Regions from separate parts of the Homo sapiens genome. Here region 2 is linked to region 1. A link is an interaction called in ENCODE POLR2A ChIA-PET data of the cell type or tissue named here. Cell type or tissue: MCF 10A. All regions are shown on one strand. Links, peaks and the distances in the headings refer to the core of each region. The heading gives the core; the rest is flanking DNA.

Region 1 (15,461 bases), core at 5,731-9,730:
CAGAGGAACTCAAAGGCTATGAACATAATACACTTAATAGAGGTCACTGGAGTGCCACAGTCCAAGCAGCCCTTCTTTCAGGCAAGCCTGCTGGGTTTCTTTTTCCAGTGTGGAAGCAGGGAGCATATACACAGAACATCAATGAGGGCTACATGTGTGTATAGGAATAAACCCATTTAACAAACGAGGTAGAAACTAGAAATATTTCCATCCATCCATCCCTCCATCTGCCCGCCCACCCACCCATCCATCCATGTATCCAATAAGCAGCCCTTAAGTAAGCACTATGCCAGTCACTGAGGATAAGAATATACAGATGGGGTCCCAGTCCTCAAAAAGATGATGGTCTAGTGGGGAAAAGAGACAAATATAAGATGGAAGTAAAACAGTAGTGGTAATTTAAGGTGCTGTAAAGGACAAAAGAGGCAAAATTTAACCTGGGGGAACAGTGTGTAAATGAATTGAATAGGAACACCAAAGCCAGACAAGGAAGAGTGGGGAGATAGCTGAGGCTAAGGAAGAACTAGAACACAAACATGAAGGTATAAAAGAACAAGGCAAGCTCAAAGAACTACAAGTAGTTTGATATGGTTGAACCAAGGAATTCAAGTGAGGATAATGTGGCTAGAAGAATAAGCTGGGCCCACTCCATTAAGAACTTTAATGGGCTAGGCACAGTGGCTCACACCTGTAATCCCAGCACTTTGGGAGGCCGAGGTCGGGGGGGATCACTTGAGGTCAGGAGTTCGAAACCAGCCTGGCCAACATGGCAAAACCCCGTCTCTACTAAACAGACAAAAATTAGCCGGGTGTGGTTACGCACACCTGTAATCCCAACTCCTCAGGAGGCTGAGGCAGGAGAATTGCTTGAATCCAGGAGGCAGAGGTTGCAGTCAGCCAAGATCATGCCACTGCACTCTAGCCTGAGCGACACAGCAAGACTGTCTCAAAAAAAAACAAAAACAAAAACAAACAAAAAAAACTTAATGTACTACTGTAGAGGCTTCTGCTTCAGATGGGGTAGACATTTTTCTGTATTTTTGTCACTAAGTACTAGTTAAAACTCTGAACATTCTATATGAAACAAGCAAAAGTAGATACTGTAAGGTGGAGAGAACTAGCTAGGGACCATGGGACCCAAAAAAAGAGACATGGTGGTAAGTTCCCCACCCCCTCCCTTTTTTTTTCTGCTTCATATATCCAGGCTTAAAGCTGAAGATGTTGGCAACCCAAAAATGCCAATGGGTACAGACAAAAAAAAGCCCTAGCAAAATATGTTCTCTCTAGCCAAAGGATTAGGAAAGGGCAGCCCAGCACAACAGAAAACTTTTAGATACTTGTTCTACTCCAAATACCACAGAAAAAAATGGTGGTCTCATTCCCACCTCCCCCTAAAGGCCAAGTTAGGAATCTAGACTTCCATCCTTGCAAGGGTGTAATGAGATGCCCCAATACCCTTGGCTGGGGTGGTGTCAGAAAGGGCCAAGTAGGAAGCTGCTTTCATTCCCACCAGCCAGTAACAAACACCCCTCCCTATCTGGCATTCATAAGGCACCTCTCCCAGTCCCTGCTGGATGATGTCAGAGGAGGGCTGGTGGAGAGCCATGACTTTCGCCACTGCCCAGTGGTAACAGCATGCACCCCCACCATGGTGTGCATACAGACTACATTGGGAGCTGGAACTCTCGCCCCGAATGAGAAGTCCCTCTCCTACCACCAACTCAGATGTCAGTGGCTGCCAAATGAGGAACCTGAACTTCTATTTCCACCTGGTCATAACGAGATGGCACCATCCCCACCTTCCCTACTGAACCAGATTCAAAGGGTCAGCTAAAACAGGAAAGAACATACAGAGACTCCTAACATATTACAAACATATTACAGCAGAATAAAGGAGACAAAGGAAAGATTCGGTGAACCAGAATACAGAATAGAAATACCTAATCTGAACAACAGAAAGAAAAGAGACTGGAGAAGGGAAATAAAAGAACAGAGCCCCAGGAGCCTGTGAGACTTTAATAAAAAATCTAACATTGTGTCACAGAAGTGATGAAAGAGAGGAAAAAGAGGGTGGGGCTGAAACAGTTCTTACATTAATTGCCGAAAACTTCCCAAATTTGGCAAGATATGTAAGTCTACAGATTCAACAAGCCAAGTTAAACCCCAAATAAGATAACTGGAAAAAAATTTATAGTAACATAAGCCATAATTAAACTTTGGAAAACTAAAAGAAAAAATCTTTACAGTCAGAGAAAAACAATTTGAATGACAGCGTATTTCTCATCAGAAACCATGGAGCCCAAAGGAAATGGCACGATATTTCTCACGTGCTATTAAGGATTGCATCCTGAGATCGACGTGTAGCCACCACATTCATCAGAGAAGGGATATGTGGCAAGGGAAGGATATAATCAGAACTGCATGGAGGTGGGCAGGGGAGTTGCTTCTGACTTGATGTTTTATGTTTTAAAAAAAAAAAATGAGGGCCTGGTGCAGTGGCTCACACCTGTAACCCCAGCACCCTGGCAGGCCAAGGCCAGTGGATCACTTGAGGCCAGGAGTTTGGCACCAGCTTGGGCAATGTGGCGGCACCCACTCTACAGAAAAATTTAAAAACTAGTCAGGCATGGTGGCAATCACCTGTAGTCCCAGCTACTTGGGAGGCTGAGATGGAAGAATCGCCTGAGCTGGGGAGGTCCAGGCTGCAGTGAGCCGTGATCACACCACTACACTCCAGCCTGGGCAACAGAATAAGAGCCTGTCTCAAATAAATAAATAAAAATTATCAAGAATACACCTGGTGACTGCCATATATTAATTTCATTACCCCCAACATACACACTCTCACAACTCCCTTCCCTCCCTCAATTTTGCACTTTTCAAACCTACAGAAACACTGAAAGAACAAATAATGAACAGCTTTATAACTCTGACCTAGATTGACCAGTTATCTTTTAGCCATATTTATTCTCTTTCTCTCATATACCGTAATTTTCTTCACTTATGGAATCACTTGAAAGTTGCAGATATCAGTTATGACATTTTACCCCTAAATTCTTCAGTGTGCATTTCCTAAGAATAAGGACATTTTCTTACATAACTAAGATACTTTTATCGCACCTGAAAAAATTAATTCAATATAACCTACAGTCCATATCTGAATTTCCTCAATTGCCTCCAAAATGTTCTTTTATAGCTGTTTAGATTTTTCCCCCAAGCCAAGGGGTTTTTTTTTGTTTTGTTTTGTTTTTGAGACGGAGTCTTGCTCTGTTGCCCAGGCTGGAGTGCAATGGCACAATCTCGATGGCGCAATCTCGGCTCACTGCAACCTCCACCTCCTGGGATCAAGCCATTCTCCTGCCTCAGCCTCCTGAGTAGCTGGGATTACAGGTACCCACCACCATGCCCGGCTAATTTTCTGTATTTTTAGTAAAGACGGGGTTTCACCGTGTTGGTCAGGCTGGTCTTGAACTCCTCACCTCGTGATCCACCTGCCTTGGCCTCCCAAATTGCTGGGATTACAGGCGTGAGCCACCACACCTGGTCCCAAGATTTAATCAAGAATCATGCACTGCATTTGGTTGTTGTCAATTTGGTCACAATCTAGAACAGTACCCCTACCTTTTTCATTTTCATGACACTGACTTAAGTATCTAAGCTGTTTGTCTTGCACAATGTTCTGTATTCTAAATTTGCTTCCTCATGATTAGATTTAGGTTAAACATTTTTGGCAAGAAGAAAACATAGGTATATGTACTTCTTAACATCAAGGGGCATATGTTATCAGGCTGTATAACCAGTGATGGTGCTAAAAGTTTGAAAGGTGACACCAGATCTGTCTTTGTAATTAACACATAATCTATGGGGTATCATTTTGATGCCACGTGAAAATCCTGTTTTCCCACAACTAACTGCCTAATAACAGTTTTAGCATCTACTGATGATCCTTGTCTGAACTGATTTTTACAAAATTGATTTTTTCAATAAAATTGCAAAATAGCAAGGACTGCATTTTTATGATCACTCTAGTAATGTTCAAGAGGCCACTTAAAAGAACAAATTGGAGTGACTGGGTGAATGGTTGTGCTATTAACACTCCTGGACAGGTGATCCAGGGCGAGTAAACTTAGGGAAGTGGGGGAGAAACTGTGTTCTGTCTTGGAGAATCACAGAACTCAAGGACAGGCATGAAGAGAGCCCACCCAGCACAGGAATCTGAGGAGGGCCACAGAGGCAGGAGGGGAGGAGGCAAAGCTATTACCCCAAGTAAGCTTCAAGAAAAAGCCTGTAGACAGAAAGACAGAGAGACACTAACAGTGGGGAAGTCAGGCAAAATAAGGCTTATAAAGTTTCCAGAGAATCACTTATGCTTAGGACATAGCCAGTGGTCTCAGAGCTATGCCAGTGGATTGGTGGAAGCACAAACTTACTGCAACAGATTAAAGAGTGAATAAGAAGTGAGAAAGTGGAGTCAGAGGTATGTGTCCCCTAAGAGGTTACTTACAGATGTGCTAACAGTTCATTACTCATTCATTCTTCCAATAAATATCTGCGAGCCTACATGTGTCGGACCCTGTTTTAGTGTTGGGTTATTCATGTTTTCGTGGAGCTTATACTTAATTGAAGAAAGATATACATAAAACAAACATGTAACACAGTAGGAGGCAGTATATGCTATGAAGAACTATAAAGCAAGTTATAAGTGACAGTGATGGGGTGAGGTCATTTTATATGGAGTGGTCAGGGAAAGACTTTCTGATAAGGTGACATTTGGCTGGGGGTGGCAGCTCATGCCTGTAATCCTAGCACTTTGGGAGGCCAAGGCAAGCAGATCGCTTGAGGTCAGAAGTTCAAGACCAGCCTGGGCAATATAGTGAAACTCCGTCTCTATGAAAAATACAAAAATTAGGCATGGTGGCGCGCACCTGTAGTCCGATCTATTTGGGGGAGCCGAGGCAGGAGGACTGTTTGAGGCCAGGAGGTTGAGGCTGTGATGAGCTAAGACTGAGCCACTGCTCTCCAGCCTAAGTAACAGAGTCTTTGTTTCAAAAAAAAAAAAGAAAAAAGAAAAAAAAAGTGACATTGGAGGAGAGATGTAAAAAAAGGGAGTGAGCCCTGCAGTCCTCTGGGAGACAGCCCTCCAAGCAGAGAACAGCATGTGGAAAGGCTCTCAGTGGGATCCTGCCTGCATGGCATCAAGGAGGCCAGGGTGGCAGAAAACAAGAAGAGTGGGTGGAAACACAGGGAGACAAAGCCACACAGGACCCTGTAAAACTGTGAACTATAATGAGAAGAAATAAAGTAGAATGGTGCCTGCGAACCTTGACACTGACAAAAAGGCTTCTGAGGTAACATAAATAAACAGGTTTGCTGAAAATGGTCTCCTTGTTTTCCCCAATAACCTCCACAATGTGTTAGAAATTACCTCACTTCAGCTTCTCAGTACTTACTATTTTCCACATTTTACAGTTGGGAAATGACTTTCCTGAGATCACATCCTAATCAACTACAGAATGAACACTAGACTCTGGTTCTTTTGATTCCAAATCTTTTTATTTACATATATTTCATCAAGAGGTGGCAGAAGGTAAAGGAGTATAGAAAACGAAGTGTGTGATATGCCCGGTGTGGTTGTAATTCCAACACTTTGGGAGGCCAAGGAGGGCATATTGCTTGAGCCCAGGAGTTCAAGCTAGCGAGACCCCATCTCTACAAAAAAATTAGCTGGGGCTGGGCGTGGTGGCTCACGCCTGTAATCCCAACACTTTGGGAGTACGAGGTGGGCGGATCACGAGGTCAAGAGATCAAGAGCATCCTGGCCAACACGGTGAAACCCCATCTCTACTAAAAATACAAAAATCAGCTGGGTGTGACGGTGCACGCCTGTAATCCCAGCTGCTCGGGAGGCTGAGGCAGGAGAATCGCTTGAACCCGGGTAGCGGAGGTTGCAGCGAGCCAAGATCACACCACTGCACTCCAGCCTGGGCAACAGAGCGAGACTCTGTCTCAAAAAAATAAATAAATTAGCTGGGTGTGGTGGCACACCCCTGTGATCCCAGCTACTCGGGAGGCTGAGGTGGGAGGATCACTTGAGCCCGGGAGGCAAAGGTTGCTGTGAGCCAAGATCACACCACTGCACTCCAGCCTAGGCAACAGAACTAGACCTGTCTCTAAATAAAAAACCCCAAGATGAAACAAAATGCATGATGGGTTACCAAATAAATAACAGACAACAGTGATTTTAATCTAGTCTTTCACATTTGGCCATCTTTTCCTAGCTATTCCTTTGGAAATAAATGCTGCCTTGTCATTTTCTCTAATATTGGCAATGAGACAGCAGGGAAGGCTTCAGATCTAACCTCAGAAAATGTCAAAGGGGCACAAATTCTCCTATTTCTTTTCCCTTCAGCACAGCAGAAAAGAGAGTCACTGTATAATCAAACTCCATCCAAAGTTAACTGAGTCTTTTGCCACATCCTTTGGCCCTAGCATTAGTTTCTCATACAGCTTTAGGCAGTTAACTGACTTGCCAAAAATGACCAGCGATATGGTACAAAGCTATGAGAGAGGCAGGCAAGCCAGGCTTTTCCGAGCATTGGAGATGAACGCTCAGAATTTTTCTGTACCCAGTCATCTTATATGCAAAAGCGTCAGCTGTCTTAGAAATCTGCCATTAACTCTCAGCCGGGCGCAGTGGCTCACGCCTGTAATCCCAGGACTTTGGGAGGCCGAGGCGGGTGGATCATGAGGTCAGGACATTGAGACCATCCCGGCTAAAATAGTGAAACCCCGTCTCTACTAAAAATACAAAAACAATTAGCCGGGCGTGGTGGCGGGTGCCTGTAGTCCCAGCTACTCTGGAGGCTGAGGCAGGAGAATGGCGTGAACCCAGGAGGCGGAGCTTGTAGTGAGCCGAGATTGCGCCACTACACTCCAGCCTGGGTGACAGAACGAGACTCGGTCTCCAAACGAGAAAAAAAAAAAAAAAAAGAAAAGAAAAGAACGGAAATTTGCCATTAACTCTTGAATCATGGGGACAGGGCAATCTTCTACTTCAGAACTCTTGGGAAGAAGAGAATAAAAATATTCTGTGCCACACTAAAAATGAAAAGGGGAAAGAGGCCAGCAGTCCACAGCCCAGGGTTTCTCCAAGTGTAGTTCAAGAATCATTTGCATGAAAATGTCTGTGGTGTGCAAGAATCTCTTGGAATGCAGATTCCTAGGCCTTAAGAATAATCTTTAGTAAGCTCTTTGGGTAATGCTAAAGCCACTAAATTCGGAAAACATTGCTTCCCTAATCTAACAAAGGCAAAGAAGAGGTGAGAAAGTAAGAATTTTATTTGCTTATTCTCTAATACCAGGTGCTGATTAAAACTACACTTAGTAAAGAAGGACTTGCTGAATTTTCTCAATAGCTTGATTCAAAATGTCAATTCTGTTGGCTGTGTGGGTAAAGAGTTTTAATTTCCTGGACTCCTTTCAGGATCATTGCAATGCATATTTTTCTGGGAGTCAGAGAATCTGGGCTTTTTGCCATCTTCCTCACACCCTGGCTAGGGCTTAATTCAGATGGGATGGATTCCACACCCTGATATTTTTATCAGGGGCATGGTAGTCACCCAATGGAAAGCAGCTACAGAAATGTAGTCCTTGGTCTTAGCACCCAAAAGGTGAGGAGCACAGAGGTTCACTGGTAGTGCAGGGAATGGAGAGGGTCCCTCACACACTGAGTGACAGAAGAGGTTGGCTGTGTCACTGGTATGTAAGGGTTGACACTAGCATTAGATAGGATTTTTCTTAGGATTCCATATCCGGGTAGATCAGAATCTCTTAACCTAGAGCACACTGTACCCACTTTAGAGCAGCTATAGATCCCTGGAACTATGTGAATTTTAGGTGCTTGCTTAGACAACTCTGAGAGGATGTGGAAGATTCCCTATGAAGAATATATGGCACAAAAGAAATCAAGAACCTCTGATGTACCAAAGGGTTATTATGACAGAAGAAGAAAGATGCCCATGGCCTTCAAATGAACAGCAACCTGAAAGCACTTGTACTGAAGCGCTTACAAATGACACTTCCACCACCTGATCTCACCAACTATGGATCCTGCTTTGATGCTGTTTTCAATTTTCTTTTTTTTTTTAATAGTGTATTTATTTATTCATTTTTGAGATGGAGTCTAACTCTGTCGCCCAGCCTGGAGTGCAGTGGTGCAATCTGGGCTCACTGCAGCCTCCATCTCCCAGATTCAAGTGATTCTCCTGCCTCAGCCTCCCAAGTAGCTGGGATTACAGGCGCCTGCCACCACAGCTGGCTAATTTTTTTTTTTTTAAAGTAGAAACAGGGTTTCATCACATTGGCCAGGCTGGTCTCAACCACCTGACCTCAAGTGATCCACCCACCTCAATCTCCCAAAGTGCTGGGATTACAGGCTTGAGCCACCACACCCAGCCTCCTCAATTTTCAAAGATTTTTTAAAGTTGAAATTTTGGCGAAAGCATAGCAGGCTGTCATCACAAAAATTCCAATGTGGACAAGAACCAGTATAAACTGTGACTTTCAGGAATTAGCACAGGGTTTGTAGCCAGAAAACCCGGATTGGGTCTGCCTATCTTTCAGTGCCCGTGTAACCTACAGCAAGTCCCATGACCCCTCTGAGGCTCAGTAGCCTCATCTGCAAAATGGCAATTATACTAACTGCTGCACTGGGTAATTATTAGCATTAAAATGAAAGTGCTTTGCCATCTGCTAGAAGCTATGTTAAGTTTAAGGGCTGTTACTGATGTAGCTTTTTTCCTTTATTACCATTCTGGAAGAAACAGCAGGTATATGGAGTCAAATGCTGAGAGCTAATTGGACCGGGCTTGACTTCCATTTTTTGTCTTTCTGTTTTTAGCTGACACACTAAAAATGCCTACAAAAATCCTTTAACAAAGACCATCAACCAAAGAGTTGTCAACAGTTCGAGAGACTGACCATGATAAATGAGCACCAAAATTAAGTTCATGTGAATCAATGAAAGCATTTGGGTGGCGGGGTGTGGAGAAGGGACTGCATATTCTGGGGCAAGCAACGATCCAAACTAGCAGTCATAAAGGGTTCTTCATACACATCCTGTTTTGGTATGCACGCTTGCCACCACCCGTTTTGGCACCGGCTATCACCCCCACCCAAACCAGCAGGAAGACCAACTCCCAAGAATGAATGTAAGAAGTGGAGACGCAGGATGCTCAATCTTTTCCTTCCCAAGAGTGCAAACTGTTCCAGCGTCTCCTGCTCTTGACCCACTGATGGTCAAAGAGGCTCAAGACTGAGACAGGTGAGCACACAATCTCATTTAGCACGAGTATCGACACAGGGAATTCCAAAAGGTTAACATACCAGTGGTCAAATATTTTGAATCTGACCTTCTAGGCTTCTCTTTGACATAGGCCAGGCATGTTTATATCTAGCTTTCATACCACAGCCCAGTCTAAGACCCTGGATCAGTCTATTTTCACTCCAGTATACTTTTTGGCAAAGTGCAAACCAATTTTTTTAAAAAAGCTACTGCCTCTTTCTGAAGTCCCCATAATCAATACGTCTAAGTGATCTGTTTAGAATACAAATTCCAGGTCACCTGTGCCCTCCTGCAAATAACATCCCACCTGGCTGAAGTTTTTTTTTTTTGGTTTTTTTTTTTTTTTTTTTTTTTTTTGAGACAGAGTCTCACCCTGTAGCCAAGGCTGGAGTGCAGTGGTGTGATCTCGGCTCACTGCCACCTCTGCCTCCCAGGTTCAAGTGATTCTCCTGCCTCAGCCTCCCGAGTAGCTGGGACGACAGGCGCGTGCCATCACACCCAGCTAATTTTTTGTATTTTTAGTAGAGACAGAGGTTTCACCACGTTGGCCAGGATGGTCTTGATCTGTTGACCTCGTGATCCACCTGCCTCGGCCTCCCCAAGTGCTGGGATTACTGGCATAAGCTATCGCGCCTGGCCTGAAGACTTTTAAATCACCACCATCATCAGTTATCTATCAGGACTCCCCTTGGGCATGTGATTAAGATGTGTATTGTTCAGGTAAAATAGTTGAGTAGTACCTACAAGTGACGTTATAACCTTCTTTTACTCTTGATAAGAAGTTAGCCTTGGATATCTCAGATTCTTCAATAACCAATTATTAATGAAACTTAACACCTGCTGTACTTTTTAGACATCAAACTGTAACAAGAACTCATATCAAAAAGACTACTTTCAGCCAGGCACAATGGCTCATGACTGTAATCCCAGCACTTTGGGGAGGTCGAGGTGGACGGATCACCTGAGGTCAGGAGTTCGAGCATGGTGAAACCTCGTCTCTACTAAAAATACAAAAATTAGCCGGGCGTGGGTGGCAGGCGCCTGTAATCCCAGCTACCTAGGAGGCCGAGGCAATTGCTTGAACCCAGGAGGCAGAGGATTCAGTGAGCCAAGATTGCCCCACTGCACTCCTGCCTGGGCAACAGAGCAACACTCCGTCTCAAAAAAAAAAAAAAAAAAAAATGATGACGACTACTTTTTATGGCCTATTCAACACAGCTCATGGTTGGATTCTTCTTCGGACCGAACCATGAATACACTCAGAACATGAACACACCACTCACTGCAGAGTATTATTTAAGGATTTGTTGGCAACTGGCCAAGAAGGAGGTTCTATGCTAGTCACTGATCACTGAGGTAGAAACACACTCTACAACAGCAGAAGCGAGACAAGGATGTTGACACAAATGCAACGTAAAATGCCTGGGACTGATGTGCCTTCTCCTGTGATAAAAGAGAAGATTCCTGAAGCCACATACCTAACACAATTTTCTCTCAGCTTCAACTCTAGGGATCAGGTCAGCCTCACTTCTGGAAAACATGTTTCACTGTGATGTTTATCAAATGCAACTTAAACTAGGGATTCAACTACAATTACACAGTCACATTCCTGTAGTGAGGACACATCATCTCACTAGGTAGGGTTCTCTGCCTCTTAAAGAATGAAAAGATAAGGAAACGATCACCAAATGGGTTACACCACCATATCCTGCAACTGAGCTCTGACGGAAGCGGGAGTCCGAGGGCACTGACCGGACTGGGGCAGAGGGCCAACTGCAAGGTTTGGGGAAAGCCTTTTCTGGGCTCCTATTGGAAAGGGGCACTGGGTGGATCATAGCCAAACTTCTTTGACACACAGGGGCAGCAGTTGAGAGATGATCACACAGAGCTTTCAGTAACTCCCAAATGGACTAGAGCGTATGAGAGATGATAAAGGCCCAGAGAGAGAGGATTTGCCCTTGCCTTAGTCCCCACCCAAACTCACTCACTGATGAAGTATCCACTGAGACTTAATGTCTTTGATAGTGTAACACTCCACTTAAAAGCAAACAAGTGCTATTTTCTTGAAACCTACAATTTTAGTTAAAAAAAAAAATTGTTAAAAAAAATAGGAGTGGGGATGGAGGACAGATCACTCTCAAACCAGACCCTCATCTGCCCTGGAATCACTACTGCATTCCCACTGGTAAACATTTCTGTCTCTTGGTAAGTTGCCCAGAAATTTAAAAACATTTCTAACACAGCCACTTGTTTGTTTGCTTTCAAGAGAAAGAGGTTAAAAAGAAACATCTACTCCCAGGAAGAGGGCAAGCTCATAAAATGATAGTCCTGCTAATATATGACCAAAAGGAGAATGATCTTAACAGAGTAGTACCATGCTGACTAGTGGTTCTTTGATTTCTAACAATTTATAGCAATTGTCTTTTAATCCACTGATAGGAAAGAAAGTAAAATTAAGAACTGTATTTATTGGAAAACAGTTCCTATTCCTTTTGGGTGGGGGTGTGAGGGAGGCAGGGTCTCACTCTGTTGCCCAGGCTAGAGTGCAGTGGCACAATCTCAGCTCCCAGGCTAAGCGATCCTCTTGCCTCAGCCTCCTAAGCTGTGACTACAGGCACTTGCTACCACATCCAGCTAATTTCTGTATTTTTTGTAGAGATTAGATTTCGCCATGTTGTCCAGGCTGGTCTCAAACTCCTGAGCTCAAGCAATCCACTCACCTTGGCCTCCCAAAGTGCTGAAATTACAGGCATGAGCCACTACACCCAGCCCAGTTGCATTCCTAAATACTAGTTTTGACATAACTTAGAGGTAGGTGTGTGTGTGTGTGTATATTAAAGCTGCTTTCATAGTCACAACATCAAGATGGTGGATCCAAGCTCCTCCATTCTTAAATGAGAATATTACTTCCTACATTTCAAAAGCACGAACAATACATCATCTCATTTGATCTCCAAACTCACTCTGTGGGTAAGTTATCACTCCATGGGTAACTAATTCTGTGAGTAACCTTTAAGATGGGTTATTATCCCAACTATATGAAACTGGGAGTTCAGAAAAGTTACTGAGTTGCCCAAAGTCTTCTAACTCCTAAGTAACAGAGCAAGGTCTAAGACTCTCTTTCTTTTGTTCGTATGCATGTATGTATATATTTGTGTATTTATCTTGAGACAGGGTCTTGCTCTGTCATCCAGGCTGGAGTGCAGTGGCATGAACACAGCTCACTGCAACCTTGACCTTCTGGGTTTAAGGCTCAAGCCATCCTCCTGTCTCAGCCTACTAAGTTGCTAAGGCCACAAGCATGTGATATCATGCCTGGCTAATTTTTAAAAACTTTTTGGAGAGATGGGGGTCTATCTTGCCCCAGCTGGTTTCAAACTCCTGGGCTCAAGAGACCTTCCTGCCTTGGCCTCACCATGTGCTGGGACTGCAAATGTGAGCCACTGTGCCTGGCCTAAAACTCCACTTTCTAATACAGTAGCAACTAGCCAAATGTGACTATTTAATTAGAATAGCCACATGTGCCTATTTAAATCTAAATTAATTAAAATTAAATAAAAATTAAAATTCAGTTTTTCAACTCAAGTATGTTCAACAGCACATGCGGCTAATGGTTAGTCTTATAGAAATAGTTCTATCTTCACTTAACATACTATTGGACAGGGCTGGTCTAGCACCTAGTTCTTTTGAATTCATAACTTGGAGAAAAGATCCCATGGCGGCCGGGTGCGGTGGCTCACACCTGTAATCCCAGCACTTTGGGAGGCTGAGGCGGGCGGATCACGAGGTCAGGAGATTGAGACCATCCTGGCTAACACGGTGAAACCCCGTCTCTACTAAAAATACAAAAAACTTGCCAGGCATGGTGGCGGGTGCCCGTAGTCCCAGCTACTCAGGAGGCCGAGGCAGGAGAATGGTGTGAACCCGGGAGGCGGAGCTTGCAGTGAGCCGAGATCGCGCCACTGCACTCCAGCCTGGGTGACAGAGCCAGATGCAGTCTCAAAAAAAAAAAAAAAAAAACATATGGAGTGGAGGGTGAGGAGTGGGGTTAGTGGGAGTCAGCAGGATGACAGGGTGTCGGGGTGGCAGAGGATGTTGGAGATTACAACAGGAGTTGGGGGACACAACAACAACAACAAAAAGATCCCATGGTATCCCAGTATGTATGTATGTATGTATGTATGTATGTATGTATGTATGTATTTATGAGATGAAGTCTCACTCTGTCGCCCAGACTGGAGTGCAGTGGTGCAACCTCCACCTCCCAGGTTCAAGCAATTCCCCCTGCTTCAGCCTCCCAAGTAGCTGGGACTACAGGCATGCACCACCACGCCTGGTTAATTTTTGTGTGTGTGTATTTTTAGTAGAGACTGGGTTTCGCCATGGTAACCAGGCTGGCCTCGGCCTCCCAAAGTGCTGGGATTACAGGCATAAGCCACCAGGCTCAGCCCATCCAAGTATTTAATAAAGATAGCCTGATAGTGACAATGTCAAATCATAACCCCTTCCGGTCTTATTACGAGAAACACTGAAGATTTAGGAAGTTGGTTTATCTTTCCAGGGGCTATAAAAACTAAAAAATGAAAAATTACTTATAATTTTTAGCAGGGGGGTATATGAAAAATCTCCATATCTTCTGCTCAACTTTGCTGTGAAACTGAAACTTCTGTAAAAAAAAAAAATACTATTTTAAAAGATTCAGGGGAGCCTCTCTGCACCTATTCTGGTTCGGGGATTGTTCAATAAATAAAATTAAACTTAGGCCAGTTGCAGTGGCTCACGCCTGTGATCTCAGCACTTTGGGAGGCCGAGACAAGCAGATCATTTTGAGCCCAGAGTTTGAGACCAACCTGGGCAACATGGCAAAACCGCATTTCTACTAATAATACAAAAACTAGCTGGACGTGCTGGCCCGCACCTGTAGTCTCAGCTACTCAGAAGGCTGAGGTGGGAGGATGGTTTGGGCCAGGAGGCAGAGGTTGCAGTGAGCTGAGATTGCGCCACTGCACTCCAGCCTGGATAACAGAACCAGATCCTGTCTCAAAAATATATATAAACAAATTTTAAAAAGTTTTCTTTTGGCTCATTTTATATCTTTATTATCACCATTACTGTTACTGTATCGGCTCAGCCTATCATAAAATAAGTTGAAGTCTCTGTATCCTTTGATTTCTTTTGTCATCTCTGCACAAACTGGGCTAGCCTAAGGTCCTAGATTCTGTCTACTGGTTACTAAATCCTGAACATCTCATTAGTGAGTCACAATCTAATCCATTTTTTTAAAAAATTTAGTTTTAAAAGAGCTTTACCAAAATGTATTTGATTCACATGTACTCAGGAAAAAGAATGTTGAAACCTAGGTTGCATATTTGGTGAAGAATAATGTAAGTTAACGATTCCCAAGTTACAAATAACAAAAACATCATTAAGAATTGCAGGACCAGGCATAGTGGCTCACGCCTGTAATCCCAGCACTTTGGGAGGCTGAGGTGGGCAGATCACCTGAGGTCAGGAGTTCAAGACCAGCCTGGCCAACATGGCGAAACCACGTCTCTACTATAAATACAAAAATTAGCTGGGCGTGGTGGCCGGTCCCTGTAATCTGAGCTACTTGGGAGGCTGAGGCAAGAAAATCGCTTGAACCCAGGAGGCGGAGGTTGCAGTGAGCTTAGATGGCGCCACTGCACTCCAATCCAGCCTGGGAGAGCAAGTGAGATTTTGTCAAGAAAGAAAGGAAAGAAAAGAAAAAGAAAGAAAGAAAGAGAGAGAGAGACAGAATGAAAGAAAGAAAGAGAAAGAAAGAAAGAAAGAAAGAAAGAAAGAAAGAAAGAAAGAAAGAAAGAAGGAAAGAAAGAAAGAGAAAGAAAGAAAAAGAGAGAGAGATATGCAACTTCAGACAGAGAGAGACCGTAGTAATCAATCCTGGCACTTTTAAGAAGAAATTTTAACTCTGCTATGGGTGCACAGGAACATCATTAGAAATGAAAAAAACAAGCTCTGTCAAGAAGACAGAGCAAGGTCTTCGAAGATCTATACGACAAAAATAATTATTTCCTCACGTGTTATTCAAGGTTTTTCTACTACTGGCACATGGGAAAATAGTAAGTTGAGGGTTAAC
Region 2 (15,461 bases), core at 4,116-8,115, 160 kb after region 1:
CTGGGAGGCCGAGGAGTGCAGATCACAAGGTCAGGAAATCGAGACCATCCTGGCTAACACGGTGAAACCCCATCTCTACTAAAAATACAAAAAATTAGCAGGGCATGCTGGTGGGCGCCTATAGTCCCAGCTACACGGGAGGCTGAGGCAGGAGAATGGCGTGAGCCTGAGAGTCGGAGCTTGCAGTGAGCTGAGATCACACCACTGCACTCCAGCCTGGGCGACAGAGCGAGACTCCGTCTCAAAAAAAAAAAAAAAAGAACAACAGGTACACAACAAGCTACATATCAAAAATCAGAAATCTTCTCTTAAGGATTATTTTATTTCCTCCACGAATCAGCACCATAGCATGGACAGAAAGGTATCCTTAAAGCAAGCCTTCCCAACAGCTGAGCACAACACAACTCAGCAAAACCACCTAGCCATCAGTGCAATCTGCATTACAATCTGCATTCATCCATTTCTATGATCACTAAGCAATCATACATAGCCTGGCACATTACATCATTATTAAACACTCCACACTAGGGCAAACTATTCTTCAACTGTTCCAATTGTTTAACTTTTGAAATGGAATGATTTTTGCTTCAGAAAAATTCTTTAACATCAATTCTATTGTTTAGATGCTTCTGAGATTTAGACTTTGGGATTAACAATCTCCAATATAATTAAAGTTGAGATTGTCATGGTAATAATTCCTTCAGTTAATACAGTAACAACTGTAAGGATCAAATGAAAATCATAGACAGGCCATCAGGGGTCATCTTTTTGTTTTTTTCTTTGAGACGGAATCTCACTCTGTCGCCCAGGCTGGAGTGCAGTGGCACAATCTCTGCTCACTGCAACCTCCGCCTCCTGGGTTCAAGCGACTCTCCTGCCTCAGACTCCCGAGTAGTTGGGACTACACACCCGGCTACTTTTTTATTTTTAGTAGGGACGGGACGGTGTTTCACCATGTTGGCCAGGCTGGTCTCAAACTCCCGACCTCAGGTGATCCACCTGCCTAGCCCTCCCAACAGTTCTGGGATTACAGGCATGAGCCACCATGCCCGGCCTGTCATCTAACTTAAGGTCCTAATTTTACAGAGGAAACAACTCAGACCCAGAGAGGTTAGACAATTTGTTCAGTATTACGTAGCTGATTAGTGACAGATGAAAAATTTTAAACTTCAAGTCTACTGATGCCCCTTTGGCCAGGTGACCTTTTTAAATAATAGCTGCCACTTATGGGATAATTACAGTGCACCAGGTGCTGTAGATGTGACCTCATTTAATCCCACCACAATCCTATGAGGGAGGCACTATCAAATCCATTTTACAAATGAGGAAACCAGGACTCAACCTCAGGTCTGTTTGATGCCAAAGTCTTTGGTCTTAACCACTACACCATGCCTCCCTACTTTCCATTCATTCATTCATTCAAATACTTGCTAAGCAAGTATAATGTGTCAGGTACTGTCTGAGCCCTAGGGATACTAGTGATGAAGATGGACAAGGTCCCTGCTCTTCTGCATAATAAAAATAAAAGTACTTCAATATGAGGTACTTTTTTGTTGGCAGGGGGAACACAGTAATGTGATAATAACCACAGGGGCAGCACTATGTTATCCCTTATATATGAAAATACTAAAAATGTAAGATTACCACATCGCACCCATTAGAATGACTGTTATCAAATAAACAAGTTTTGGTAAAGATGTGGAGAAACTGGAACCCTTTACGTTGTTGGTAGGAATATAAAATTACATTTAGTTGGGCATGGTGGCTCATGCCTATAAACCCAGCACTTTGGGAGGCCGAGGCAGGCGGATCATGAGGTCAGGAGATCGAGACCATCCTGGCCAACATGGTGAAACCCCATTTCTACTAAAATACAAAAAATTAGCTGGTTGTGGTGGTGCACACCTGTAGTCCCAGCTTCTCAGGAGGCTGAGGCAGGGGAATCACTTGAACCTGGGAGGTGGAGGTTGCAGTGTGCTGAGATCACACCACTGCACTCCAGCCTGGGTGACAGAGCAAGACTCCTTCTCAAAAAAAAAAAAAAAAAATTACATTTAGCCAGAAAGTACATTTAGTCAGATATTGTGGCTTGAATTTGTAATCTCAGCTATTCAGGAAGCTCAGGCGGGAGGATCACTCGAGCCCAGGAGTTTGAGGCTATGGTGAGCTAAGACTGCATCACTGCCAGCCTGGGCAACAGAGTGAGACCCTGTCTCTTTAACAAAAAAAAAAAAAAAAAAAAAACACTTTAAATTTTTGATAGTGAAAAATGACTAACCAAGATTTTAGGCTGGGCACGGTGGTTCACATCTGTAATCCCAGCACTCTGGGAGGCCTAGATGGGTGGATCACTTGAGGTCAGGAGTTCAAGATCAGCCTAGCCAACATGGTGAAACCCTGTCTCTACTAGAAATACAAACAATTAGCCAGGCATGGTGGAGGGCACCTGTAATCCAGCTACTCGGGAGGCTGAGGCAGGAGAATTGCTTGAACCCGGGCAGCGGAGGTTGTGGTGAGTCGAGACTGCGCCACTGCACTCCAGCCTCAGAGTCAGAGCAAGACTCTACCTCAAAAAAAAGTAAACCCATCAAAGATAACAGGTATTTGAAATAATATATTCTGAAAGGCAGATAAACGTATGTCCTCTTTAATATATTAATTCTAGCTTGAGCGTAAGTACAAACAGTTCTAATCAGAGTAAAGAGGATAAATAGATCTTTCCAAATTAAACTATCAAGATTACACATACATGCAATTCCAAATGTCTGTTTCTTTTTTTTCTCTTTTTTTTTTTTTTTTTTTTGAGACAGAGTCTCACCCTGTTGCCCAGGCTTGGAGGGCAGTGGCGTGATCTCAGCTCACCGCAACCTCCACCTCCTGGGTTCAGACGATTCTCCTGCCTCAGCCTCCCGGGTAGCTGGGACTACAGGTACCTGCCACCATGCCCAGCTAATATTTTATATTTTTAGTAGAGATAAGGTTTCACCATGTTGGGCAGGCTGGTCTCAAACTCCTGACCTGAGATGATCCACCAGCCTCGGCCTCCCAAAATGCTGAGATTACAGGCATAAGCCACCATACCCAGCCTCTTTTTTCCTCATTCTTATATTCCTGTTAAATTTCTCTCAGTTCCTCTGATGTCTCAGCAGAGACAAACTGACTACTGTACAGGTAAAGGCAGTTCATTAAGCTCTCTTACTGGACTCAGATTGCTGCTGTAGGAACTGCCTCCTCTTAAATTTCTGAGCTATTATCAGACAGAAGCAGCTCTTAATCTCCTTGGCTTCCTTTTCAGGGGAATGTGCCAAGAAAAAGTGGGGGAGAAAAGACCTAGGTCCACAGTATCTCAAGTATTGTACTTTTTATCCATTATGGACTCTAAACACATATTATTCAGCTTCATACTAGGAATCCACCATCAATCTTCCTGGTTTTATTAAACTTGCTTGGCATAGATATATTAGATACATAAGAAAGAAAATATATCAATTAGGCGCAACTACTACCCCAGTGACACTATGACATAAATAGGGGAAAAAAAGTCTTGGAGGGAAAAATAAGTAAAAAAAAAGAGAAATAATAGAAGGGCATTAAAGGAAGAGGTGAGTCTGAAAACAAATTTGAGATTGGATGATTCATTTGTGTTCACCAAAGAGAGTTGTTTTCTTTTACTTTTTTTTTTTTTTTTTTTTTTTGAGATAGAGACTTGCTCTGTTGTCCAGGCTGGCAGGCAGTGATGCCATCTCGGCTCACTGCAACCTCCATGTCCCGGGCTCAAGTGATTTTCCGGCCTCAGCCTCCCATGTAGCTGGGATTACACGCGTGTGCCACCACGCCCGGCCGATTTTTTGTATTTTTAGTAGAGAAGGGGTTTCAGCATGTTGGCCAGGCTGGTCTCGAACTCCTGACCTAAAGTGATCTGCCCACCTTGGTCTCCCAAAGTGCTGGGATTACAGGCGTGAGCCACTGCGCCCAGCCTATTTTTACTTTTTATTTTTAGAGGTCTTGCTCTGTCACTCAGGCTGGAGTGCAGTGGCACAATCTTTGCTCACTGCAGCCTTGACTTCCTGGATTCGAGTGATCCTCCTGCTTCAGCCTTCCAAGTAGCTAGAACTAAAGGCACTCAAACCACCACATCCAGCTTTTTTTTTTAATTAAATTTTTTGTAGAGACATGGTCTTACTGTGTTGCCCAGGCTGGTCTCGAATTCCCAGCCTCAAGTAATCCTCCCACCTCAGCCTCCCAAACTGCTGAGATGACAGGAATGAGCCACTGCGCCCTGCCCAAAGAGAGCTGTTTCCCAAAGGAGTTTAGACTCATGCTAACTTTAACAATGAGCAAGGAGTTTGGAGCATGGGACAGGAAAGCTGTTCCATGAATTCAGGGCAGCTTGACCAAGGTTAGAGAAATGACAATTATCAGTACAGAATGATAACCAGTAATTTTTAAAGTTCTGTTTGAAGAAAAACAGACTAATTCTGCTTGATGACCTATAAAAGTCTACATTAGTCATAATCAGATTTCATGAAGATGGTACACAGCTATAGACTAACTACAAGACCAAGAAGCAATTTGGTTCTAGCAACTAAATTAAGTCAGTCCACTCATTGCTCAGACTCTAACTGGAAAGGAAGAAAAAAAACAAAAACAATTTCTATAGCTATACCAGAATATGTGGAAATGTTTTTGCTTCTTCTCATCTAAAAAGTTATGTACAGAGTCTGTTATTAAGCCTATGTTATTTTTCCACAGATAGCAGAGTACAAAGGCAAAAACCAAAGAAATGGTAGTTGAAACAGATTCTAAGAACAGCTTATCCAGCATTTGCTTTTATAAGTCAAATGTAAATTTCATATATAATCAACTGACATTTGTGTAATTCCTCACAATGAGCAAGTACTTTATTTAGGCAATGTAAATACATATGGTAGATACTCAGTAACTATTTGAATGAATGAATGATCTCATGCATACTCAAGAGACCACTTCCAGGAGAAACCAAAAAAAATTAACTCTCTAAAATGACTGCAGTTAGGAAACGGCAAGAGAATGAAGGATGAACTATCTTCCTGCAATGGGGCTGCAAGAAGGTACGTTATTCAGCCACTCATTCATTCAACAGAAATGTGAGGACCTATTACAAGTCAGGCACTCTTACAGTACACACATGTGTGGCAGTGTAGATTAGCTGTTAAGAACTGGCTACCTCAATCAAATTTGGCACGCAAACGTTTTTTGTTTAGTCCACAGAGTATTGACCTGGAGAGTACTTTTTAATCAACTTTGAAGTATAATTTGCATACAATAAAAAGCACACATTTTGAGTGTACAGTTTCAGTGAGTTTTGATAAGTGTATACTCTCATAAATCATCAATCTCAATCAAGAAAAAAAAACATTTCCATAAGCCAGGCACAGTGACTCACACCTGTAATCCTAGCATTTTGGAAGCCCAAGGCAGGAGGATCACTTGAGGCTAGGAGTTTGATACCAGCCCGGACAACATAGTAAGGCTCTGTCTCTACAAAACAATGTTTAAAACTTAGCTGGGTATAGTGGTGCATGGCTGCCCAGCTACTCAGGAGCCTAAGGTGGGAGGATCACTTGAGCACAGGAGGTCGAGCCTGCAGTGAGCCATGATCATGCCACTGCACTCCACCCTAGGTGACAGAGCAAGACCCTGGCCCAAAAACAACAATAACAAGGACATTCCCATCACTCTTCATATCCTTTGCAGTCAATATTCCACCCTTACTGCATCTAATCACCACTGATCTAATTTCTATGACTACAGGTTAGTTTTGCCTAGTGTAGAACTTCTTATAAATGAAATCATATAGTAAGTTCTCTTTTGTTTTCTTTCACTCAACATGTTTTTGAGATTCATTCACAGTGCTGCATGTATCCATAATTCATTCCTTTCTTTTTTCTAAGTAGTAATCCATTGTTTATTTATCCAACTTGTTTATCCATTCACCTGTTGATGGCATTTGGGTTGTTTCCAATTTTTCCAGCTATTGTGAATAAAGCTGCTATGAACATTCACATGGTTTTTTGTTGACTGTATGTTTTCATTTCTCTTGGGTAACAAACACCTAAGAGTAGTATTGCTAAATTGAATAAGTATATATCTAACCTTGTAAGAAACTGACAAACTTTCCAAAGTGGCTGTACCATGTCACACTCCTACAAGCAACAGGCCTGAACTACTGCTCTACATTCTCACCAATTCTTGGAACTGTCCATCTTTTTAAACTTTAGCCATTCTAATGGGAATAAAATGCTGTCTCACTGTGGTTTTAATTTGTATTTCTGTCCAGGTATGGTGGCTCGTGCCTGTAATCCCAACACTTTGGGATACTAAGACAGAAGGATTGCTTGGGCCTAGGAATTCAAGACCACCCTGGGAAATACAGAGAGACCCTGTCTCTAGAAAAAAAAAAATTTTTCCAGCCTGGCTGACATGGTGAAACCCCATCTCTACCAAAAAATACCCAAAAAATAGCCAGGCGTAGTGGCGCACACCTATGGTCCCAGCTACTCTGGAGGCTGAAGTGGGAGAACTGCTTGAACACACGAGGCAAAGGTTGCAGTGAGCCGGGATCGTGTGCACTCCAGCCTGAGTGATGGAGACCCTGTTTCAAAAAATAAAAAAATAAGCCGGGCGTGGTGGCTCATGCCTGTAATCCCAGCACTTTGGGAGGCCGAGGCGGGCGGATCACCTGAGGTTGGGAGTTTGAGACCAGCCTGACCAACATGGAGAAACCCTGTCTCTACTAAAAATACAAAAAAATTAGCCGGGCATGGTGGCGCATGCCTGTAATCCCAGCTACTCGGGAGGCTGAGGCAGGAGAATCACTAGAATCTAGGCGGCAGAGGTTGCAGTAAGCCGGGATCACACCATTGTACTCCAGCCTGGGCAACAAGAGCAGAACTCTGTCTCAAAAAAATAAATAAATAAATAAATAAATAAAAAATAAAAAAAAATAAAAAAATTTTATGTTAGCCAGGCATGGTAGCACCCACCTGTAGTCCCAGCTACTTGGGAGGCTAAGGTGAGAGGATCACTTGAGCCACAGAGGTCAAGGTTGCAGTTAACTATGATCACGCCAAAGCACTCTAGCCTGGGTGACAAAGTGAGACCCTGTCTCCAAAAAAAAAAAAAAATATTATATTTCCCTTGCAATTATGTTGAGTATCTTTTTACATGTTTTGGACATTCATAAATATTTTTTCTTTTTCTTTTGAGACGGAGTTTCGCTCTCGTTACCAGACTGGAGTGCAATGGCGCGATCTCGGCTCACTGCAACCTACGCATCCTGGGTTCAAGGGATTCTCCTGCCTCAGCCTCCCAAGTAGCTAGGATTACTGGCATAAGCCACCACACCCAAATGATTCTGTATTTTTAGTAGAGACGAGGTTTCTCCATGTTGGTCAGGCTGGTCTCAAACTCTCGACCTCAGGTGATCTGCCTGCCTCGGCCTCCCAAAGTGCTGGGATTACAGGCATGAGCTGCAGCGCCTGGCCCATAAATATTTTCTTCTAAGAAATGTCCATTCAAGTCTTCTACTTATTTTTTAATTGGGCCATTTGTCATATTATTAAATTTTTAAAGTTTTTTAAAACATATTCTGGATATATATAGCATGTGTAAATATTTCCTCCCAAGTCTGTGGCTTACCTTTTTAGTTTCTTATGGTGTCTTCTAAAGAACAGAAGGCTTTAATTTTAATAAAGTGCAATTTATCAATTTTTACTTTTATGGTGAGTGCTCCTTACACGTGCTAGAAAAAAAAAAATCTGCCTATGTCAAGGTCTCAAAGATTTAGTCCCATGATTTCTCCTATAAGTTTTATGCTTTTAGTTTGTATGTTTAGGTCTACAAACCATTTCAAATTAATTTTTATGTATCATATGAGACTGGGATTGAGGTTCATTTCTTTACATACAAATATCCACTTGTTCCAGCAATAGCTGTTAAAAAGACTATACTTTCCCCTTCTGAATTATGTTTGCGCTATTGCTGAAAATCAATTGACTATATATGTATGTATCTATTTCTGGACTCTTTATGGTGTTCCAATGACTGGTAAATACTGCATTGTCTTGATTACTCTTGCTTTATAACAAGTTTTGAAATCAAGTAATTTTGTTTGTTCTTCCTCTTGTAAATTGTTTTGGCTATTATAGGTCCCTTGTATTTCCATGTGAATTTTAGATTCAGAAAGTCAATTTCTCCCCAAAAAGTCCTGCTGAGATTTTGGGGAAGACACAATCTTTAGATTATTTGGGGAAGACTGGACAGCTTAACAATATTGGGTCTTTCAAATCATGCAGATGGTATATCTCCACTTATTTAGGTCTTCTTTAACTTCTCTTGGCAATGTTTTATAATTTTCAGTGTAAAAGGTCCTATATTTTCTTTTCTTTTTTTTTTTTTTCTCTTTTGAGACAGGGTTCTGTCACCCAGGCTGGAGTACAATGGCATAATCTCAGCTCACTGCAACCTCTGTCTCCTCAGTTCAAGTGATTCTCCTGCCTCAGCCTCCCGAGTAGCTGGAATTACAGATGGCCACCACCATGCCCAGCTAATTGTTGTATTTTTAGTAGAGATGGGGTTTCGCCACGTGGGCCAGGCTGGTCTTGAACTCCTAACCTCAAGTGATCTGCCCGCCTCGGCCTCCCAAAGTGCTGGGATTACAGGCGTGAGCCACTGCACCCGGCCAATATTTTCATTTAATTATTTCATTAAGTTTATTATTTCATTATTTTTATCAGATTTATCCCTAAGTATACACATTTTTAAAATTTAAATTGTTCATCAACATTTTAAAATAAAGAAAATTCACAATTTAAAAATTCCAGACTTCTGGCTTCTTTTTGAAAAGAAATCAGAAGATCAGCAATTCAAAGTCTACACTCCTTCATGCCAACAATATACTAGAACTAACAAGTGGATACCTTAGAGCATGTACTCTTCAATTTGCCACAGTTCCTACCACTCTTTATTAAAACCCATGATATACCCAATACCATTCATTTAAGGCACCTGCTTGGAGCCTACAGAGAGCAAAAGGCTTGAGGGAAGAGGAAAGAGCATGGTATGATTAGATATGCATTTTAAAACTCTGGCTTCAGTGTGGAGAATTGACTGAAGGGAGTTAGAGAGAATGACGGACGGAAGAAAACCAATTAAGCATTTATTTAATTGGTTTAACTGGAAATAGGGTGGCTTAGACTAGCTAGAGTAGTTTTAGTGGCAGAGATAAGAAGGTGACAAATGAGGTAATATTTATGGAGTGATTATCAACAGAAATGGATAATGGAATGGACGTGAGGAGGAAAAGGGAGATGCCAAAGATTCCCCTTCAGGTTTCTGACTTATGTTAACAAGGTAGACACAAGTGCCATTTACAGAAATGGGGAACGTTGGAGCCAGAGCAACTTTAGCAGTAGGAAATGAGGATTAAGAGTTCACTTTGGAATGTAAATTTGAGATGTCTGTGAGCCATCCCAATGGAGATAGAAAGTGACTAACATTCAAAAAAGATGGAGTAGCTGAGCACAGTGGCTCACGTCTGTAATCCCAGCACTTTTGGAAGGCTGAAGCAGGCGGATCACTTAAACCCAGCAGTTCGAGCCCAGCCTGGGCAACATGGTGAAACAAAAAATATTCTACAAAAAAATACAAAAATTATCTGGGCATGGTGGTGCACACCTGTAACCCCAGCTACTTGGGAGGCCAAGGTGGGAGGATTGCTTGAGCTCCAGGGGCATAGGTTGCAGTGACCTGAGCTGGCATCACTGCACTCCAGCTTGGATAACAGAGTGAGCCTCTACCCCAGAAAAGAAAAGCAAGACGAAAGAAAGAGAGAGACGAGAGAAGGAAGGAAGGAAGGAAGGAGGGAAGGAGGGAAGGAGGGAAGGAGGGAGGGAGGGAGGGAGGGAGGGAGGGAGGGAGGGCGGGCAGGGAGGCAGACAGGCAAAATGATGAAGATACACATTTGGGAATCATTGTCATGTAAATGTTATTTAAAGCTATGGGACTGGATGAGGTCTCCTACAGAGAGAGAAAACAAAAGGATTTAAGGCTGAGTCTTGAGAAAATCTCACAAACGGAGGCCAAATTGAAAAGGAGCTAGCAAAAGAGACAAAAAATGGCAGGTGTGGTAGAAAGAATGGCCTAGCCAGGCGCGGTGGCTCACGCCTGTAATGCCAGCACTTTGGGAGGCCGAGGCCGGTGGATCACAAGGTCAGGAGATCGAGACCATCCTGGCTAACACGGTGAAACCCCGTTTCTACTAAAAAATACAAAAAATTAGCCAGGCGTGGTGGCGGGCGCCTGTAGTCCCAGCTACTCGGGAGGCTGAGGCAGGAGAATGGCATGAACCCGGGAGGCGGAGCTTGCAGTGAGCCGAGATCTCACCACTGCACTCCAGCCTGGGCGACAGAGCAAGACTCTGTCTCAAAAAAAAAAAAGAAAAAAAAAGAAAGAAAGAATGGCCTAGCCATTAGGAGAATAATGTCCTACAAAAAATCAACTATGTCAAATGCCACTTGAGAGGTAAAATAAGAATTCAATTCATTCATTCATTCATTTATTCAAAAAGTACTTATTAACACCTACTACATGCCAAGTACTGTTGGTGTTGAGGATACAGAAATTGACAAAGTCCCTGCCCTTGTACAGACGATCATCTAGTGGGAAGAGACGGACAACAAACAGATGAATGTCAAGTGGTAATAAGTCTTCTGGAGAAAAGTGAAGCAGGATAAGGGGAGTAGGGAATGCCAGGGATTGAGGAGTAAGGTTGTTTTTTGTTTTTTTTTTTTGAGACGGAGTCTCGCTCTGTTGCCCAGGCTGGAGCACACTGGCACAATCTCGGCTCACTGCAAGCTCCACCTCCTGGGTTCACGCCATTCTCCTGCCTCAGCCTCCCGAGTAGCTGGGACTACAGGTGCCCGCCACCACGCCTGGCTAATTTTTTGTATTTTTTTTTTTTTTTTTTTTTAGTAGAGATGGGGTTTCACCGTGTTAGCCAGGGTGGTCTCAATCTCCTGACCTCGTGACCCACTCGCCTCGGCCTCCCAAAGTGCTGGGATTACAGGCATGAGCCACCAGGCCTGGCCACTTTTTTATATATGGTAACCTCTCTGATAAGGAGACATCTGAGCAAACATCTGAAAAAAGTGAGGAAGTAAACCATGCGAAGGGAGAGAGTATTTCGGGTAGAGGGAACAGCAAGCACAAAGACCTGGCAGATGCAGGAAAAGCAGGGAAACCAATGGGGTTGCCACAGAGTAAGCAAAGGGAGGAGTGGCAGATCTTGAAACAGACTTTAGCTACTATTAATAACTGGAGAACAGATAATAAGAAATCAAGGGCAGAAGCAGAGAATGCACTTCAAAAGAAGATATTGCAGGCCGGGCATGGTGGCTCACGCCTTTAATTCCAGCACTTTGGGAAGCCAAGGCAGGCAGATCACTTGAGGTCAGGAATTCAAGACCAGCCTGGCTAACACAGCGAAACCAGTCTCTACTAAAAATACAAAAATTAGCTGGGTGTGGTGGCTCACGCCTGTAATCCCAGCTATTTAGGTGGCTGGGGTGGGAGAATCTCGAACTCAGGAGGCAGAGGTTTCAGTGAGCCAAGACTGCGCCACTGCACTCCAGCCTGGGTGACACAGCAAGACTCCTTCTCAAAAATAAAAATAAAAATAATAATAATTAAAAATATATATATATATATCAATAATCCAGGCAAGAAATAATAATGATGGTGTGATGGTCAGTTTTATGTGTCAGCTTGACTAAGCTACAGTCCCCAATTATTCAACCAAACATTAATCTGAAGTGTTGCTGTGAAAGTATTTTGTAGATGTAACTAACATTCATAATCACTTGGCTTTAAATAAAGGAGGCTGTCCTAGATAATCTGGATGGGCCTGATTCAATCCACTGAAAGGCTTTAAGGGCTGAGTGTGGTGGCTCACAGGAAGTGAAAACTAAAGTAGAGAAAATCTGTGTTGTTGTATAGAGTACATATACTTTTATAAACAGAATGTTGGTAAAAATATGAATGTTAAAGGTACTCTTGACAAGCACTCAGAAGGAAATGAGGAACACGTTATTGGAAACTAACAGAAAGACGATCCTCGTTTTACAGTAGCAGAAAGGTTAGCTAAATTGTGTCCAACAGTTGTATGGAAAGCAGAATTTTTAAGCAAGGAATTTGGAAATTTAGATTCCCAAGCAACATACTGAAGGTACAGCCTGGTTTCTTCTTGTTATTTGCAGTAAAACATAAGAGGAAAAATTAATAGGAGAAATGTTAAACAAAAAGAAATTGGCCGGGTGCGGTGGCTCACACCTGTAACCCCAGCACTTTGGGAGGCCGAGACGGGCGGATCACGAGGTCAGGAGATCGAGACCATCCTGGCTAACACAGTGAAACCCCGTCTCTACTAAAAGTACAAAAAAATTAGCTGGGCGTGGTGGCAGGAGCCTGTAGTCCCAGCTATTCAGGAGGCTGAGGCAGAAGAATGGTGCAAACCTGGGAGGTGGAGCTTGCAGTGAGCCGAGATCACACCACTGCACTCCAGCCTGGGCAACAGAGCGAAACTCCGTCTCAAAAAAAAAAAAAAAAAAAAGAAATCAGTACTTGATGATTTGGGAAATTCTCAGCTTACCTGGATCACAAAAGATTTATTTATTTTTGGAGACAGAGTCTCACTGTCTCCCAGGCTGGAGTGCAGTGGCGTGATCTTGGCTCAATGCAGCCTCCGTCTCCCAGGTTCAAGCAATTCTCCCACCTCAGCCTCCTGAGTAGCTGGGACTACAGACGCATACCACCACACCCAGCTAATTTTTTTTTTTTTTTTTTGAGACAGAGTTTTGCTCTTGTTGTCCATGCTGGAGTGCAATGGTGCGATCTCAGCTCACCACAACCTCCACCTCCTAGGTTCAAGTGATTCTCCTACTCAGCCTCCCGAGTAGCTGGGATTACAGGCATGCATTACCACGCCTGGCTAATTTTGTATTTTTAGTAGAGATGGGGTTTCTCTATGTTGGTCAGGCTGGTCTCGAACTCCCGACCTCAGGTGATACACCCGTCTCAACCTCCCAAAGTGCTGGGATTACAGGCGTGAGCCACAACATGCAGTCTTTTTTTTTTTTTTTTTTTTTTGTATTTTTAGTAGAGACAGGGTTTCACCATATTGGCCAGGGTGGTTTTGAACTCCTGACCTCAGGTGATCCACCTGGCTTGGCTTCCCAAAGTGCTGGGATTACAGGTATGAGCCACTGCACCCAGCCAACAAAATATGTTAAAATTAGGAAATTCACTGTTAAGAAAAGCATGCTGTGGAGAGAAAGTCAAGCATGTTGCAGGACAACCTCTTAGTCATGCTGAAGGGATCAGGAGTGTGACTCATGAATTCCTTCAGCCAACCATAAGCAGAAGGTAGGAATGGAGATGGGATTATCCAGAAAAGCTCTATAGAGAACCCTCTTGTCTAATGACAAGAACCCCCAAAATATACATAGGAGACCCACAAGGTTTCTAACAATGTTATATCAGCAGAAACACTGTCAACTTGGACTGAAAGGACAAATAAAGAATGAAATAAAGGAAGGCTGTTGGCTGGATGTGGTAGCTCACGTCTGTAATCCCAGCACTTTGAGAGGCCAAAGCAGGAGGATAGCTTGAGCCCAGGAGTTCAAGACCAGCCTGGGCAACAAAATGAGACCATCCCTACAAAAAATACAAAAAATGAGCCAAGTCTGGTGGTGCATGCCTGTAGCCCCAGCTACTCAGGAGGCTGAGGCAGGAGAATTGCTTGAGCCCCAGGAGATGGAGGCTGCATTGAGCCATGATTGTGTCACTGCACTCCAGCCTGGGTGACAGAGCGAGACTCTGTCTTTAAAAAAAAAAAAAAAAGAAGAAGAAGACTGAAAGATGTTGGACTACCAAAATTCTACATGCAGCAATCAGGCTAATAAAAATACTCTTTACTCTTTCAGCCGTAAAAAGAAAGAAAATTCTGATACATGCTACAACATGGATGACTCTTGAGGACATTATACTAAGTGACATAAGCTAGTCACAAAAGACAAATATTGTATGGTTCCACTTGTATGAAGTACTTAAGAGTAATCAAAACCATAGAGACAGAAAAGGGAATGGTGGTTCACAGGGGCTGGGGAGAGGAGAACAGGGAGTCATTGTTTAATGGGTATAGAGCTTCAGTTTTGCAAGATAAAAAGAGTTCTGGAGATGAACGGCGGTGATGGTTTCACAATATGAATGTACTTAACACCACTGGACAGTACACTTAAAAATGGTTACGATGGTAAATTTTAACACAATTTTTAAACACCGTGGGCAAAAACTCTACTCAGTTGCAAATATATGCTTCTCTTCAAGAAAAAGGAAGGATAACTATGAAAGCAGAAGCTAGAGCCAGAGACTCAGAGGGCAGAGTCTCGAGTAAAAGAAAATTACTCACAGGCTTTGAAACATAATAAAAATTTTCCCTGCTGGATTTTGAAATTACTTAGTACCAGTAACCCATTTATTCCTTGCATTTTCTCCCTTCTGAAACCGGAATTATCTATAACTGTTACACTATACATGTCTGACCAGTGTATTTTGGGAACAGATAACAGATGATTTAGATAATGAGACTTTAAACTTCAGAGTTGGTGACAGAAGAGATCTCGGGCTTGAGTTGATGTTGCAATGGGTTGAGACTTTTGGGGATGTTGGAATGAGATGGGTGTATTTTGCCTGTGGAACAGACGAGCAGAGAAGAGACTATGATAGGCTGAAAAATGGCCCAAAAGATATCCATAGCCTAATACCGGGAATCTGTGAATGTTACCTTTTACAGCAAAAAGGGCTAGGAGTCTTTGCAGGCATGATTAAATTAAGAATTTTGGGGCCGGGCGCGGTGGCTCACGCCTGTAATCCCAGCACTTTGGGAGGCTGAGGCAGGTAGATCACGAGGTCAGGAGTTCAAGACCAGCCCGGCCAAGATGGTGAAACCCCGCCTCTACTAAAAAGTATAAAAATTAGCCAGGTATGATGGTGGCCTCCTGTAATCCCAGCTACTCGGGAGGCTGAGGCAGGAGAATCACTTAAACCTGGGAGGCAGAGGTTGCAGTGAGCCGAGATGGTGCCACTACACTCCAGCCTGGGTGACAGAGCGAGACTCCCATCTCAAAAAAAAAAAGAATTATCCAGGTGGGCTCTAAGTCCAATCATATGTCCTTACAAGAGAAGAGGGAGGCAGAGATATGACAAAAACAGTGCAGGAGAAAGAGATGTGCAGAGAGATTTAAAGATGCTGACCTTGAAGATTGAAGTGACGCTGCCACAAGCCAAGGAAAGCCAGTAGCCACCAGAAGGTGGAAGAGGTAAAGACCAGACTCTCCCCTAAAGCCTCTGGAAGGAATACAGCC

What was found. ChIA-PET counts read pairs that join two places held together with the same protein. Peaks named below come from ENCODE experiments on the same cell type or tissue, not always from the same donor. Only the 100,000 strongest peaks of a DNase experiment are listed, where the experiment ranks them.
Region 2: POLR2A ChIA-PET joins it to region 1 with 5 read pairs; 5 of 35 experiments call an interaction of 5 or more read pairs at or near these places.

Annotation. Positions count from the first base shown.
Region 1 is chr22:40,442,302-40,457,762 of GRCh38, forward strand. The region is part of intron 4 of MRTFA (myocardin related transcription factor A); the gene reads right to left. Among named protein-coding and RNA genes, the nearest start is that of MRTFA-AS1, 72 kb to the right of the region's middle. RefSeq lists a silencer at 13,429-13,652. In MCF 10A, for the core only: no CTCF peak of the experiment used is centred there; a DNase peak (open chromatin) is centred at 7,530.
Region 2 is chr22:40,607,261-40,622,721 of GRCh38, forward strand. The region is part of intron 1 of MRTFA (myocardin related transcription factor A); the gene reads right to left. Among named protein-coding and RNA genes, the nearest start is that of MRTFA, 22 kb to the right of the region's middle. RefSeq lists a silencer at 14,565-14,859. In MCF 10A, for the core only: no CTCF peak of the experiment used is centred there; no DNase peak of the experiment used is centred there.